3 separate regions of the Homo sapiens genome follow, and regions 2 and 3 are each linked to region 1. Evidence: chromatin contacts called from ENCODE Hi-C or POLR2A ChIA-PET data. All regions are on one chromosome and are shown on one strand. Each heading gives the region's core, a stretch centred on a gene start or an enhancer-like site at or near the end of the contact. The rest is flanking DNA. Distances are from core to core; before and after follow the strand shown. Region 1 holds the start of WBP4 (WW domain binding protein 4). Region 2 has its middle 36 kb from the start of RGCC. Region 3 overlaps NAA16 (N-alpha-acetyltransferase 16, NatA auxiliary subunit).

Region 1 (4,772 bases), core at 1,514-4,013:
GTGGATCACCTGAGGTCAGGGGTTCGAGACCAGCCTGGCCAACATGGTGAAACATTGTCTTTACTCAAAATACAAAAATTGGCCACGCGTGGTGGCGGGTGTCTGTAGTCCCAGCTACTTGGGAGGCTGAGGCACGAGAATAGCTTGAATCCGGGAGGCGGAGGTTGCAGTGAGCTGAGATCGCGCCAATGCCCTCCAGCCTGGGTTAACAGAGCGAGACTCCGTCTCAACAAAAAAAAGAAGAAAAAGTCAAAAGTTAAGCCCTCTCTGGGGACAATTAAGGCAGAGTTATCCGAGTTATCTTTCCTTCTTTCCAAATTTTCAACTACTGTAATTCTTTAGTAACTGCTTCTTAATAATGACACACTATTACTTATTTAAATGAAAATTCCACTTTCATTATCTATTCAGGAATCGCTCAACAATTCTTGTAACTCTATTTAAAATTTGTGAGTGATACGTGTTATCAAAAATGTATGGCTCTAAAGCCAGAGAACAGAGAAGGTGAAAAGTCTCATCACACAGCTAATCACAAAGACCAAAATATTATTCCATTCAGTATTCTATCCACTAGCTAACATAAAGAATACAAACATCAGTAACTTCAAAAGCATGTGGTGGTGCTTGGTGTGTAGCAAACACACAAATATTTGAATTAATGAAGACGATTTAAAATACTTAGGCTTTTTCTTTCTTTTTAACAAGGTAAGCCTAATTAATCCTTAATCACGCAGATCACATTAACAAATTTACTGTGCAGTTAAAGCTACAAAATAGTCTGGGAACACACATACTAACAACCAAAACATCTGCTTTCAGTAATGGCACTGACCAGAAACCCATCTACAAGAGTCACTTTTTCCTTCTTCGTTTGTTCCCAGAGGCCCAATAAACATTATAGCCGACCCTATTTTCTAATTTCAGCTTGCATTTAAGATAACGCTTTTGTTTCATTTACAGCTCACATGCTGCTGACACAGCTGTCCCTTCTTTGTAATAAACACAGGGCTTCTATATTTAAAAATACAGTGAAACTTTGTTTTAACGTCCCCTCCCCAGTCTCCAGCCAATTTTCTCTTTCCCAAGCCCCACCTCCACCCCAGGATGTTTTGCCGTTGTTTTAATCAATTTTTTTCTTTAAATCAACCGCGCTCAAAATGTTAGACCCTTTGGAAAGTCGATATACTTATTTAAAGCCATCTCATCAGAGTGGTATTTTTCTCCTCCATAGCTCGTGGTGTGTATTTTTAAAGGGAAAGAAAAAAGATTCTCGTTCCCAAAGGCCTTTTTTCGAGGGTACTTTCCGTGACTGCGACCAGCGCCCCTTAAGTCAAGTTGGGAAGACCTCGCAGGCCGGCCTCGCGCTTGCTCAGGCGCCGCGGGTGGAGACGCGAGCGCACACGCGGCGGAAAGGGGCGCCGGGCGGCTGCGCGGCCGGGAAAGCGCGTCCCCCCGGGAGGGCGCGGAAGGCACACTGTGTTCCGTGGGGCCTCGTAAATACCCTGCGGCCAGAGAACCACTAGAGCTACTGGTCCGGGCGCGGGCTCTGGGGCGCCCAGGGCAGGGGGGTCAGCCCGTCCTGCATAGGAAGAGTCGCAAGAGCGGCTGAAGAGGGTGTGGGCCGGACGGGGGCGCTGGGAGGAGATAACGCAAGGCCGGAGTTAATCATCACCTCCCGGGCGTCTGGAAAACTACGGGCCGGAGGGGCGGGGGAGCAGCCCAGGGGAAAGTGAAACTCCCTCAGGGCCCACCAGCCCCGTGAGCCGGAGGCGGGAGGGAGAAGGATCGGAAGCGCATTCGCTTCTCCAGCAGGCACGGCGTGGCACTCGAGGCTCCAAAAGCCGCAGCCCAGCTCCTGGCGCCACTAACTACAGTAATGCTTATTTTCTACAAACTCACCCAGACGGGGACAAGAAAGGAGCCAGAACACAAGATTTAAAAAGTCAGCCCTCCAAACCGATAGTTGCAAAAAAAAAGAAAAATAAGGAAGCGTTCCCATACCGGGAGTCGAACCCGGGCCACCTGGGTGAAAACCAGGAATCCTAACCGCTAGACCATATGGGAAGTGCTATGAGAAACTGCCGTGACCCACCTGACAAGCATAAGTGCCTCTGCCTCCTTCGCCGCACCTCTCGCCACCGCCGCCTCTGCGCTACTGAAGCTGCTGCTGCCGCCGCCGCCGCCGCCGCCGCCGCCGCCGCTGCTGCTGCCCACACGCTCCCGAGCTAGGGAACAAGCCCCATCCGAGCGCGTGGGCGTCGTAGGGGAGAGGAGGGGCGGGGCCGCTCCGCTGCAACAGCAAAGTTTGAGGCGAAGCCTAGCGACTCGCAGCGCCGGTCCCGCAGTTTCACCTCTTTTTTTTTTAACTCCGCCAGAGGACCCCGACCCACAGGTCCCGGTTGCTCCGCTGGTCAAAGTGCGTGCGGAGTAGTTGGCAAAGTTGAGAGCGGAGACGTCTCTGGGAACAGCTGTTTGCGTTCCGGGCGGAGGCGGCGCGCTGAGCTCCTTGGCCTTGAGCCAGCGAGCCTAGAAGGAGGATGGAGGTTTTGGGCCCCAGGGGAGGACACAGAGACGGCGGGATGGCGCAGGGACTTGAGGCTTGAGATCCCGTCCTTCAGCTCAGGTCCCGTCGCGCTTTTACCCCTTCCCGGTGACCTCAACCCCTTTATACCGACCCCACCTCTTTGGAGCCGGGAGTACCGCCCCTGTAGGGGGAGGGGAGAGGAGGCGATTTCGAACGCGGATTGGATCGTCTGGGCACCCGTAGTTGGGAACAGCGGAACGCTGGTCCCGGGGACTGAGTAAGGTGTCTGGATCGGAGGGAGGTTCGGGTGGGCATCGGGCGGCTGGAAGAGCTCGACTCGTCCCGCTGGGAAAGCGCGAGTCTGAGTGGAACCCTGGACGACTTGCAGAGCGGCTGGCGCAGTCATGTGAGTTGGGTCTCAGGCCCTGAACAACGAGGTGTTGTTTCTCTGGGCCGCCCTTTCTCGCCCGGGTCTTCCCCTCCTCTCCTCCCGCCCTTCGGCCGGGGGCGTGACAGACGCGTTCTTAACTCGCTCGGGACCGGCCCCAGACCTGCAGGGCCGGTTCTCAGGGCGGGGTAGAAATGTTACCCCGCTGAACGCCCTGGGGTATGGGGCACGGGCTCTAGGGGGAGGCCGGCGGCCGGTTCAGGGGGCTGGTTGGACGGCCGCGGGTGAAGCGACGCAGTGCTCTCTCTACGACGCTGTCGGGGGTCGCATGCACCCCTTGGGTTTCCGAAGCCCCTGAACCCTAGGGTATTGTGAAACTAGGGCTGGGCTGCGGCCTCCCCCGCCCACTGGAAGCGGCCAGCCCTGGATAGCGTAATGGTTTTTTTTTTTTTTTTTTTTTTTTTTTTGTCGGCCGTCTACGAAGTCCCATGGCTTTTCCAGTTCTCTCTTGCCTTGAGGCTCAAGAACAGTTTGTTTTAACTGAGAGTCTGGGAGGAACTACAGTTTTCCCCAGAGTAGTCTTGTACGTTGTTCTCTTGGTGGGAATAACTTGATTTAAGGCAAACTTTATGAGTTTCTTCAGGTTTCCATTACAGCAACCTCCCCCAAAGCCAGAAAGGATAAATGTTCTTCTAAGATGTTCCTTAGTTTTTCATAACGATGACGATAACAAGTGAGGAATTTTTGAAAGCCATTTTATTGAAGGGAGTTTTGTAATGAATCAGATACAGACTTTTTCTACTCCGCTGGCAACAGAATTTCAATTGACTGTGCTCCAACCAGATAAATAATAAAACGACTATACATAACAAGACAAGATTCAGTAGCAGGGGCATATATTTCAAACTTTAAAAACTGTAAAGCATGCAGAATTTAACCTTTTTTAAGTTTTACATGAGCTTAGCCTTGTTGTCTCTCTTTTTCAGGGCGGACTACTGGAAGTCACAGCCAAAGAAATTCTGTGATTACTGCAAGTGCTGGATAGCAGACAATAGGCCTGTATGATAATTCCGCTGTTAGAGATTCTAATAATAATTGTGTTGAATGAAGTGCTCCTTTTTGATGTAAACTCAGTTTACAAAGCACTTTTATGTACATTGCTCTTGCATTTTCAAAACATCAGAAGATTTCTGTCTTCTCAGTCCCCTATGAAAGCTGTGAGCCTTCTTCCTTTTCATCAACCTGACTTTGATTATATATTAAATTATTTCTCTGTGGCCTTTTGGGAAATGGGCAATGAGTTGGTCATATCATTCATGTTATGAAGCACCTATATTATAATGGTGGTGTTCATAATACTGTCATACCCAAAGAATTGTGGAAAGCCCTTAAAAAATAAAAGCAACATGTTTAGTTTTTCTTGTATATTTTGTGGTCTAGAAATAATCAAGTGTATTTAATGCAGAGCTGTGTATCTTTAGATGCTTAAATTTGAAAGAACACCATTATTTCCTTTCTCATGAAACAAAGTAACAACTCTGTTAGGTATGTTGTTAGTCTGTCTCATAGTTGAGATCCAGTTTTGAAGATGTAAAGCAAAAAGCACACCGCTGATTTTTCTCCCCTCTTGCATGTCAAAATACTATGTACATACCACATAAACACTAGGGTATCTGTTAAATATATTTTATGTTGATACCGTTTTTACTTGGCAAAGTTGGATGCACAAAGAATAGTAGTCTCATATTTTAACAATGCTGTGGATTTCTTCTGTAGACATTTATTTCCTGTTACCTGCAAGGTGTTTAGGATTTGGATTTTTTTTTGATGTTTTGGTCTTTTTGGATAGTTGCTAAAGTT
Region 2 (4,772 bases), core at 1,081-3,580, 430 kb after region 1:
ATTACCTGGATCTGGTTCTTATTCATGCTTGGGAACCTGTATCTGCTTTGGGCAATTTTTTTTTCATCATGGCACCAGCAGCTGTTCATTTTCACTGTAACTTTTATTATTAGTCTCTTCTGGAATGGAAGATCTAACTGTGTTTGGCTGCTGTTTCTTCACGAGCTCCTGGGATCTGGACTCCCCAAGTCAGAAGTGTAAGGTGTGAAGCTTTGTGGCTTGTTGTGAAGAGAAAGTCAGTGGTTTTGGGAAAAGAAATGGATCTCTTTACATAAGTGTGTGTGTGTGAGAGAGAGAGAGAGAGAGAGAGAGTGTGTGTGTGTGTGTGTGTGTGTGTGTGTGTGTGTGTGTGTGGAGTGGGGGAGGGGGCGCGGGTAGTTTGTACTCCATAAGCTTCTTTTGGATAATGACTTAAGGGCAAATGGGCTGTGGACTCAGTCACAGTTTGGAGTTCTGGGAATGTTGAAAAAAGTATTTTCAGAGTTTCCCAAGATATGTTTCAAGGAGAACAGTCCTAACTCGTTTTGCAAAAATTGCTGTTAAGGTCATATGTGCTTGAGAAATGCTGCATGCTATAGGCTCCACTTGGAGATTCATTATGCATATTAGTGCTTATATTACTTAGGGGCCAGTCTAAGTTCTGGATCAAAGACCCCAAGATACAGTGGCTCAAACAAGATGGAAGTTTCTTTCTAACAATCCAGAGATGATTAGTACAAGGCTGAGTAGGTGGCTTTCTGGTCCAAAGTGGCTGCTCCTGCTCTTGTCATCACATTTACATCCCAGCCAGCAGAAAGGAGAAATGGCAAGTCAAACATAGGCTTATTTCTTTAAACAACATGACTAGAAGAGACACCTCACTTCTGCTCACATCCCCTTATTCAGATCTTACATCCTCATTCCCAGCTGAAAGGGAGGCCAGGAAAAAGCATCTAGCTGGCATATATGTGTTCAGCTAAAATTTAAGAGTTTTATTATTAAAGAAAGAGGAAGAGAATGACTATTGGAGAACAACTAGTTATCTCTGCCACAGCATATTGAAGGCTTTGAGAAATCCTGCAGCTAAGAGATTTGGTCTGTTTTTGGTTTTTGTTTTGTTTGTTGATGAAAAAGCTACCAATAATCCAGAGTCATTAGTGTTCCTTGGAACATGCCTTGGGAAATGCTTTTATAGGTAACCTCAAGTCAGCGGGGTCTATTGCACTCCCCTTCCTCCAAGATCTGAGTGCTGAGACCATGGCCTTGCAAACTGCCTGATTATTATTTGGAGAGTGTCAGCTAGTGGGCTTTTCTGGAACAGAACGAGACTGGATATTGTATATGGGAAGCTGGTAGAATATTGTGCATGCAAAGCTGGTATGTTTTTGAGTTTGGAAATTCTCTGTTCTAATTTCAGGGAGGAACAGTTAGAGCAAAACAAAATGACAAATACTGCACACACCCAAGAGTAAGAGGCTCTAGTGCCAGCCCAAATATTTATACACCAGCCAGCCTCCAGAATGGGACAGAAGAACCAATGAATACCTTTTCCCTGGGGGATCATGACAGAGGTAGGCTACATTGCATGTTCCACATGTGAGAGGCATGTCTGAAATGAGGAGCAGTAGAAGGGCGGCCATTGGCAATTAGTCAAGGTTGGGAATCCTGAGGAGGCTTCTCCATGGGAACATCCCCCTGGGTCTGGGCTGAGGAAAGGAGGAGAAAGTATGAGCTTTCAGGCTAGACAGGGTTCAAATCCCAGCTCTGCCTTGTAGTAGCTGGGTGACCTTGAGCAAGCTCTTTAACCTCTCAGAGGCTCTGTTTCCTCATTTGTAAAGTGTAGGTGTGAGTCACTGTCTCCTAGGGTCATTGCAATGATCAAATATAGAAAAGAAAAAGTGTCTGGCACTCCTCCTCCTCCTTTTCATACCACAAGGACATTGGGCTCCTGTACCCAAGGTAAAATTAAGCTTTGCCTACAGTGGCTGCAGAGGGCAGTTCTAGCCCCATTATTCCTTGTCTGATAGAAGAAAGTGGCAAATCTGGCCTAATGCAATCACAGCGAGGAAGGCAGAGAAAAAACACTGGGCAAAGGGGCAGGAGAGAGGGTGAAAGCCCCAGTCCTGCTGTGAACTGGATCCCTTCCCCTCTCTGGGCCTCAGATTCCTCCAAGTTAATCGGACTAAATGGCCTGGGGTCTGTTCAGTTCATACAGTTGGTGGGCTCTGGCCTTATCCTCAGACTGCCAGCTCTTCTCTGAAAAATAGATGGAATTTTTCTTGAATTTTCAGTATGTGCAAGAAGCACGTACTTCTCCAAAATGCCTTCCTGTGTTAATTTATTTGACTAAGAAGGTTTGCAGTGACAGACACCAAACAGGAAACGGCTGTCATAGCTGCTGTCTGCAAGTTTTGTTTTTTTTTAAGGCTTTCTCCTGCACAACTCACCTTCTCTTCATGGCTTGGTATCAAGTGCTGGGGTGAATGGAAGGGAAAGGGAAAGGGAAACACATTTTTAGAAGGGAACATTTTCCTTCAAGTTCAGGGTCTACTGAAGGTTAAGGAGTATGACTATCCACAATGGCAGCGTTAGGTGGCTCCATTGCAGGGCCTTTGCACACTCAGTTCCCTCTGCCTGGAATGTCCACTCTGCTCGGTTTTTCTAGTTAATTCTACTTCTTTAGGATCAGCTCAAGCATCACTTTCTCAGAGTCTTCCAGATCCGTCTAGATTGTTTGTTGGTGCTGTGTTCTTGTAGAACCTTCCTTCAGTGCACTCATCTTGGTTTGCAATGGCATGTTCAGTAGTGTGATGTTTTGGTTAATGTCTCCCTACCCTCCTGTAACTGGACCATAAGCCCCACAAAGACAGGAGCCTTGTGGCTTGCCACCACATCTCTGGCAGCGAGCATGGTGCCTGGTACATAGTAAGCACTCAGTCCATGTCCATTGAATGAATGAGAAAACTCCCACCCCTTCCACAGCCCAGGTAGGCTGGCCACGACACAGTGTCTGTGGGATACATCTTGGCCTTGTCCCCTCGCCTGGTCAGCCTCGTCATGCAGGCCTTTTTTGCTTTCCATTCTCCAGGACTTTGTTTCCACTCTACCAAAGCATCTGATAAATTAATCCAGAGCCAACACTGGTGCCGGAGGCCCATGACAGCCCCTTCCGCAGCTACTTATAACTAACTTGGGGAGCAGGGGCCTCTGAAGACTGCGAGAACTTTGAGGCCAAAAGGAATGAGTATCTAATGGTGGAACTTCAGGTACCCCAAATGGCAGTAGAGGAAAAGGCTAACCCTGATCTTAACACTGTATCAATACCTTTTCTTGGAACTCAAAGACTCTAAGTCAGCCCCGTCTTCCAAGCCGCATTGAGGGCATTGTGCTAGCACACTGTGGGCACATGCATGTGTGTGTGTGTCTGTGTGTGCACACGTGTGCCTGTGTGTGTGTGTGTGTGATGAATTAGAGGGAACAGAAGACAAAGACATTGGTCTTGATTGGCAGACCTATAGGAGAAGGCAGGGCCCCCAGATGATCTCGTGTTGAACAACTCACCAGACTGTCCTGCTGGCAACAGCACGACGGCCTCTGGAAGCTCGCCCTTGCTTGTCGACATTACAGAACAGGATTATGTTCCTAACTGGGGTTTCATGCAGCACATGGGAAGGGCCCATTCCCTTGGGCTCCTGGGAGGTGTGTGACCTGCTGTCTTAGGCCCAGAGCCAAAGCCTGTTCTGGAACCAGAAGAGTCAGGGCTTGGCTGTGGCTTCGGAGCCAAAGGAAGCCCCCACCCAGCCAAGATCAGGTCTGGGAGGGGCAGGACCAGAATGTGACCCTTCCCTTGAGGGTATCTTGAAGGTGAGGCCTGGAGCTACAGGAAGGAGGCCCTGAGAGCCCTAGGTGGGGAAGGGCGCAGCAGAATTACCCACTGTCAGAGGGGATTCTGAGGGAGGGCCTCCTGCTTCTTAGGAAAGCACGAGTGTAGAGTAAGTTCCTGGGATAACTTGGGCAGTAGAGAGGAATTTGGGAAACAGGATGGGTTTTTTGGGAGTTTTCTGGGAGGTAAGTAGACTTGAAGGAAAGCAAACTTAAAGCAGAATGGAGTTCAGGATCCTGGAAGGTAAGTTGGCAGCACATCTTCCAAAGATGAGAGCTGTTGGTGTCTGATACCAATGCTGCCTCCAATGGGCTGATCCAAAAAAGCTCACTCTAGTTAAGCTGCCTCATTTCAGAGACAAGAAAACTGAGGCTGGGGCCAAAGGATTAAGTGATGAAACATTGCATCTCTCAAACAAAAACGTTTCAGGAAGGTGAAATCAGAGATGTGAATGTGCCATGGGGAAAATAGCTCCACAAACCCAAAATATAATCTGCCACCATAATCTCAAGGGGACCTAGGACCGATTGAGAGATTAGTTGTGTCCAGAAGGCTGTTCCCTTACCAAGCACGTGTGCACAGATAAGAGAGGTTATATAAGATGGGAGGCCAGGGAGCCAGGAGCATGCAGACAAGAAAAACATTAGTGCAGGGAGGTCACCTTGATCCGAGGAAGCCCATTGTGCTAAGATTAGAGCTGGCCCTCACAGAGGTTACAAAACAAATCAGGGTCACGGCCCTGTGGGCCCTAAGGCACACGGGAAAACAAAATCTGGAACCTTTAAACACTTTAAAATCTGGATTGAGAAAGTGAAGAGATTGCTCCTCTCTGGCAGGCTGCTCACTGGAGGTTTTTCAAGCTGAGCCAGACTGCACACAATTGTTAGTAATTTGTGATCCTGAGATACCA
Region 3 (4,772 bases), core at 874-3,373, 290 kb after region 1:
TTTTTAAAAAAGAAAACACAAAGAATGTACCCATTTTCTACTACCCTAATGTCTGGTCATATTTTCATTGAGTATGTGGTGTCTGTACATACATGTTTTAGTGAAGTCATAGTATGTGTAAATTTTTTTCACATTCTGCTTTTTCTCTTATTTACACATGTTCCTTACTGTTAATGTATAGTCCTACCTTATTTCCACATTGTCCATTGAACTTTACTAGAGATCCTGCCGTATACTGCAGCATCATGTGAGAAAGCTATCATGTAGGCCTGAAAAGTGTTACAGTTTGGCCTTGTGTTTTGACTAGTGTCTAGGATGATCAGTGGTTTCATGGACACTGTCCTGTGTCTTTGTGGCATGAGGAGTAATCCGGATTCAAAATAAAGCTAATTAAATTATACCTTCTTATATTAAATGGTATGCGTGAAGAGGTTTCTTTTGTAGCCATATATGCAAAAATCTGTTGAGTTTGTGACACATGACCACTTCAGTGTGAGGGGAACCATAGTGAATTTTGGTTAGTTTGTAAAGAGGCGTAGGGAAATAAGAGAAATATAATTGTTTTTCTGAAAATAAAGATGTCAAAGCCCCAGTTTTCACAAAACAATGAAGAAATATTCCTTTTAAAATATAGAACGCTTCATGAATGTGTGTGTCATCCTTTCACAGGCGCCATGCCAATCTCTTACTGTTCCAATTTTGGTATACGTGCTGCTGAAGTGAGCACCAGACCTTATTTTGTAGTAGGTAGATAAGTAAATTGGTTAAGAAACCCCGTAATTATAGTAAGTACAATACAATTATTATATTGTAGGATTGCTAACAATAATAAGCAAAAGAGTCATTTTTAATTTCACTTATTTTCAAACCTTGAATCATTTCACTTTTTTGCAATGCATGACATTTTAGAAAATCTGAATATTTATATAATGTGTCCCTTATAGGAGTGGTCCATTTTTTTTTTTTTTTTTTTGTCTTGTGAGTGGTCCATATATATAGCAATGTCCATTATTTTGTGTTTTTTTCCACCCCTTCTCCAAAGCGGGGAAATACTCATGTTAGGAATGGGGACAAAGCAGATACCCTAGTCTTTTAATTAATTTATAGTTCTGAAATAAGCTGTATATTTTCCAAATGTAATTTAAACCATAATAGGTAAAAATACCTTCAAGAAGATATTTTTAAATTTTAAAAATATGTTTCTTTAACAGGTTTCTATAATCCAGGAACTTGTTACTAATTATGAAGCCTCTCTTAAAACGTGTGACTTTTTTAGCCCATATGGTAAGTTTAAATTAGATTGAATTGGAATTTGATTACTCATTTCATTTTTAATCACAGTAATGCTCTTTTATGTATATTATGTGTGTGCTACCTAATGGCTACTTAATAAATGGCTTTCAAATTGGTGAATGAAATGAGAGCACTTTCAATCTTACTTAATTTAAATTTTCCATAATCCTATGAGATGGGAGTTAACCTTGTGCGGTTTTTTTGTTTGTTTGTTTGTTTTTTGAGACGGAGTCTCATCCTGTCACCCAGGCTGGAGTACAATGGCACAGTCTTGGCTCACTGCAACCTCCGCCTCCTGGGTTCAACTGATGCTCCTGCCTTAGCCTTCTGAGTAGCTGGGATTACAGGCGCCTGCCACCACTCCTGCCTAAGTGTTGTATTTTTAGTAGAGATGGGGTTTCACCATGTTGGCCAGGCTGGTCTCGAATACCTGACCTCGTGATCCACCCGCCTCAGCCTCCCAAAGTGCTGGGATTACAGGCGTGAGCCACCACACCTGGGCTTAACCTTGTTTTAACATGAGGAAACATACTTGAGAGGTTGAATGGCTTGCCTAAGACCATGTAGTTAGTTTATATTGGAACCTGTTTTTCCTGAATCCCTAAATTCTCTGCTTTTTCTACCCTCTTATTACTTTTAATCCTCTTTAGTTTGGTCCTTTGTTTCTATATTTGTAGGAGCATATATAAATCAAGGCAAGTTACTTTAGAAAACACTAGAATGTTTTCAGTCATGCACAAAGTAACTTCCGGGTTCCTTATGTGTCTCTTACATGTCATTACTCTGAGTATTTTTCTGATGTTTTTTAAGAGAGGGGATCTCACTGTGTTGCGCAAGCTGAACTTCTGGGCTCAAGTGATCCTCCCACCTCAGCCTGCTGAGTGGCAAGGACTACAGGCGTGTGCCACCATGCCTAGCTGATTTTGTGTGCGTGTGTGTGTGTGTGCATACGCGCGCACACGCGGGGGTTTGGGGGAGGTTTCTAGAGGTGGGATTTTGCCATGTTGTCCAGGCTGATCTTGAACTCCTGAGCTCTAGCAATCTGCCTGTCTCAGCCTCCGAAAGTGCTGGGATTACAGGTGTGAGCTGCCACACCCTCTATGAGTTTTTTTAAGGCACATTCCAGACTTACTGTTTCATCTGTAAATATCTTAGTGTGCATCTCTATTTAAAACACGTAAACAGAAGAAGTCATCGCAGTGCCATGTCACACAAAACCTCATAACATAATATCTGATACCCAATCTTAGTGTGCATCTCTATTTAAAACACGTAAACAGAAGAAGTCATCGCAGTGCCATGTCACACAAAACCTCATAACATAATATCTGATACCCAGTCCGCATTCACATTTCCCCCATTATCCAAAAGAAGTCTTTGTGTTTGGTTTATTTGAGTATAGATCCAGTTAAGGTTCACACCAAATAATTGGTTGTTATATCTCCATAAGTTGATGGTTATGTCTCATTATTTTAATCTAGAACAATAACTCTCCCCTCCCTTTCAAAAAAACAGTCATTTGTTGAAAGGTCATTTGTCTTACATATCCCATATTCTAGATTTGGTTGATTGCCTTTCTCATGGTATCATTTGCTGTATTTCACTGTCATTCATACTTGTAAGTTATAGTTAGGTTTACTTGCTGGATTAGATTCAGGTTCTGTTTAAATACGGGTGGTGCTTTGTGCTTCCTGTTGTGTCATGTCAGGAAGCTTGAGACATTCTGGTTTTCTCTCTTTTTTGATGTTAAGATTGATAAAGATTCAGATGTTGTCAGCCTGTTATACTCATTAAAAAGGTCCATGACGGCGTGGGGGCACGGTGGCTCCACACCTGTGATCCCAACACTTTTGGGGATGCTGAGGCAGAAAGATCTCTTGAAGCCAGGATTTGGAGGCCAGCCTGGGCAACAAAGTGAGACCCTGTCCCTACAAAAAATTAAAATATTAGCCACGTTCGGTGGTTCTCACCTGTAGTCCCAGCTACTTGTGAAGCTGAGGCATGAGGATCACTGGAGCCTAGGAGTTCCAGGCTACAGTTAGTTATGATCATGCCACTGCACTCCAGTGTTGGTGATAGAACAAGACAAAAATTCCTCATTGGCCTCTCAGCAATTGAAGATCATTGCCTAGATCCCTTGTTGATTCTAATAATTTCTGCATTCGTTAGCTGGAATTTTTCTTATAAAGAACTTTCCTTCATCAAATACTTGGTTCCCTTGAAATATAGTTTATATAAGAGGAACAGAGTAGAAGCTTAACTCATTGCCTTTATTTTATTATTTGTGTTTTAATGTGTGCTATAGTATGTTTGCATGTCATTTGATCAGCTATGCTAGGAAACCTGTTTGTTTTGATGTAGTGTGGGTATATTCACTCTTTCCTCCTCATTTTTACACAAGTATGTCTTCCCTTCTGAAATCCATTTTGAGAGCTTGATATTTCTTTTCTGCTCCTCTGTAGTTAGAGGGTACAGGATGGGGAACAGGATAGAACTCAGGTAAGTGTATATATGTGACTGCTTTTTTAAGAGGACTGGGCTGTGTTTTTTCTACTTAGGTTTTTGTCAGATGGTAGGGTTGTTTCTACTTTGTCAGGTGTATCTTCTTCCTATAGGTCATAGTCTTCAACTTTGGGTATCCCTGATTTAGTATTGAGGCCTGGAAAATGGTAAGCCATGGCAGTTTGGCAGTTCTTGCCTCTGCTGAAATCTTGCAGTGGTAGTTAGGAAATCTCTTTGCCAAGTTTTTTTCCTTGACTTTTCCTGGTCTTGCTGCCCTTTTGCTTTCAGGCTGAGAGTTCACAGAATTAGTTTGACGTATATCTTTTCCCCAGCATTGTTTCTTTGGAGTGAGATTGGGGTTAGAAGCCTGTCAAAGTACAATCTTATTTCTCTACATGGCTGCCACTTTTTGAACTTTATGAAGTCATACCTCTTTCTTTTGAAATTAGTAGTTTTTGCTGAGTCTTTCTTGCTTATTATTATTGCAATAGTCATTTCATTATGAATTAGGAGAGAGAAAATATGTGATTTGCTTTACATTCTTTCTATAATAATTTAATATTTGTTTGATTGCAGAGAATGGGGAGAAGGAACCCCCGACAACACTACTCTGGGTTCAGTATTTCCTGGCACAGCACTTTGATAAACTTGGACAGTATTCTTTGGCTTTGGATTATATTAATGCTGCAATTGCTAGTACTCCAACTCTAATAGAATTATTCTATATGAAAGCAAAAATTTACAAGGTAAAATCTGAATCCTGTTTTTTGAGTAGTTGAAGAATTCAGCTACTTTAAGAATCCTTGGAGTTTTTTCTTTGTGGAAACAAGTTCTAGGGCACCCTGATAATCTTTTTCTAATAATCCTGTGTAGTTTCATGTTATATTAATTGTATAATCAATGTGTAATTAGATGTGTAATCATTTGAGCTCTTAGTAAATGTGAACTGTAATTTTGATTTCTAAATAAATTTGACA

What was found. A loop is a pair of places that touch in the nucleus more often than their neighbours do. ChIA-PET counts read pairs that join two places held with the same protein, here RNA polymerase II (POLR2A). Pooled maps may share reads with other maps.
Region 2: a pooled map shows a loop between it and region 1 (18-fold over the local background). The contact joins the enhancer-like site here to the promoter of WBP4 in region 1. A Hi-C loop is called at or near these places in 1 of 168 maps with a recorded cell type or tissue (OCI-LY7), 1 of 37 single-sample maps with no recorded cell type and 8 of 50 pooled maps. POLR2A ChIA-PET finds 5 or more read pairs at or near these places in 3 of 52 experiments (CD4-positive, alpha-beta T cell, OCI-LY7 and activated naive CD4-positive, alpha-beta T cell).
Region 3: a map of CD8-positive, alpha-beta T cell shows a loop between it and region 1 (2.7-fold over the local background). The contact joins the enhancer-like site here to the promoter of WBP4 in region 1. A Hi-C loop is called at or near these places in 2 of 168 maps with a recorded cell type or tissue (CD4-positive, alpha-beta T cell and CD8-positive, alpha-beta T cell), 2 of 37 single-sample maps with no recorded cell type and 9 of 50 pooled maps. POLR2A ChIA-PET finds 5 or more read pairs at or near these places in 6 of 52 experiments (CD4-positive, alpha-beta T cell, CD8-positive, alpha-beta T cell, H1 and 3 more).

What each region holds. Positions count from the first base shown.
Region 1 is chr13:41,058,746-41,063,517 of GRCh38, forward strand. It overlaps WBP4 (WW domain binding protein 4), which reads left to right and starts at 2,764. Exons shown (of 10, transcript NM_007187.5): 1 at 2,764-2,930; 2 at 3,899-3,971. The coding sequence starts at 2,929. TRE-TTC1-2 (tRNA-Glu (anticodon TTC) 1-2) reads right to left here and starts at 2,064; the gene lies at 1,993-2,064. It also overlaps a transcript of ELF1 not described here. RefSeq lists a silencer at 1,379-1,558.
Region 2 is chr13:41,490,726-41,495,497 of GRCh38, forward strand. No RefSeq gene overlaps it. Among named protein-coding and RNA genes, the nearest start is that of RGCC, 36 kb to the left of the region's middle. Within about 2 kb of position 2,331, at least 10 of the 41 ENCODE cell types and tissues checked have a DNase peak (open chromatin) inside an H3K27ac peak, as active enhancers do; they include CD4-positive, alpha-beta T cell and OCI-LY7, where a contact is called at or near this core.
Region 3 is chr13:41,353,933-41,358,704 of GRCh38, forward strand. It overlaps NAA16 (N-alpha-acetyltransferase 16, NatA auxiliary subunit), which reads left to right. Exons shown (of 20, transcript NM_024561.5): 10 at 1,212-1,284; 11 at 4,372-4,541. It also overlaps the pseudogene RNU6-57P. Among named protein-coding and RNA genes, the nearest start is that of NAA16, 45 kb to the left of the region's middle. Within about 2 kb of position 2,124, at least 5 of the 41 ENCODE cell types and tissues checked have a DNase peak (open chromatin) inside an H3K27ac peak, as active enhancers do; they include CD4-positive, alpha-beta T cell and CD8-positive, alpha-beta T cell, where a contact is called at or near this core.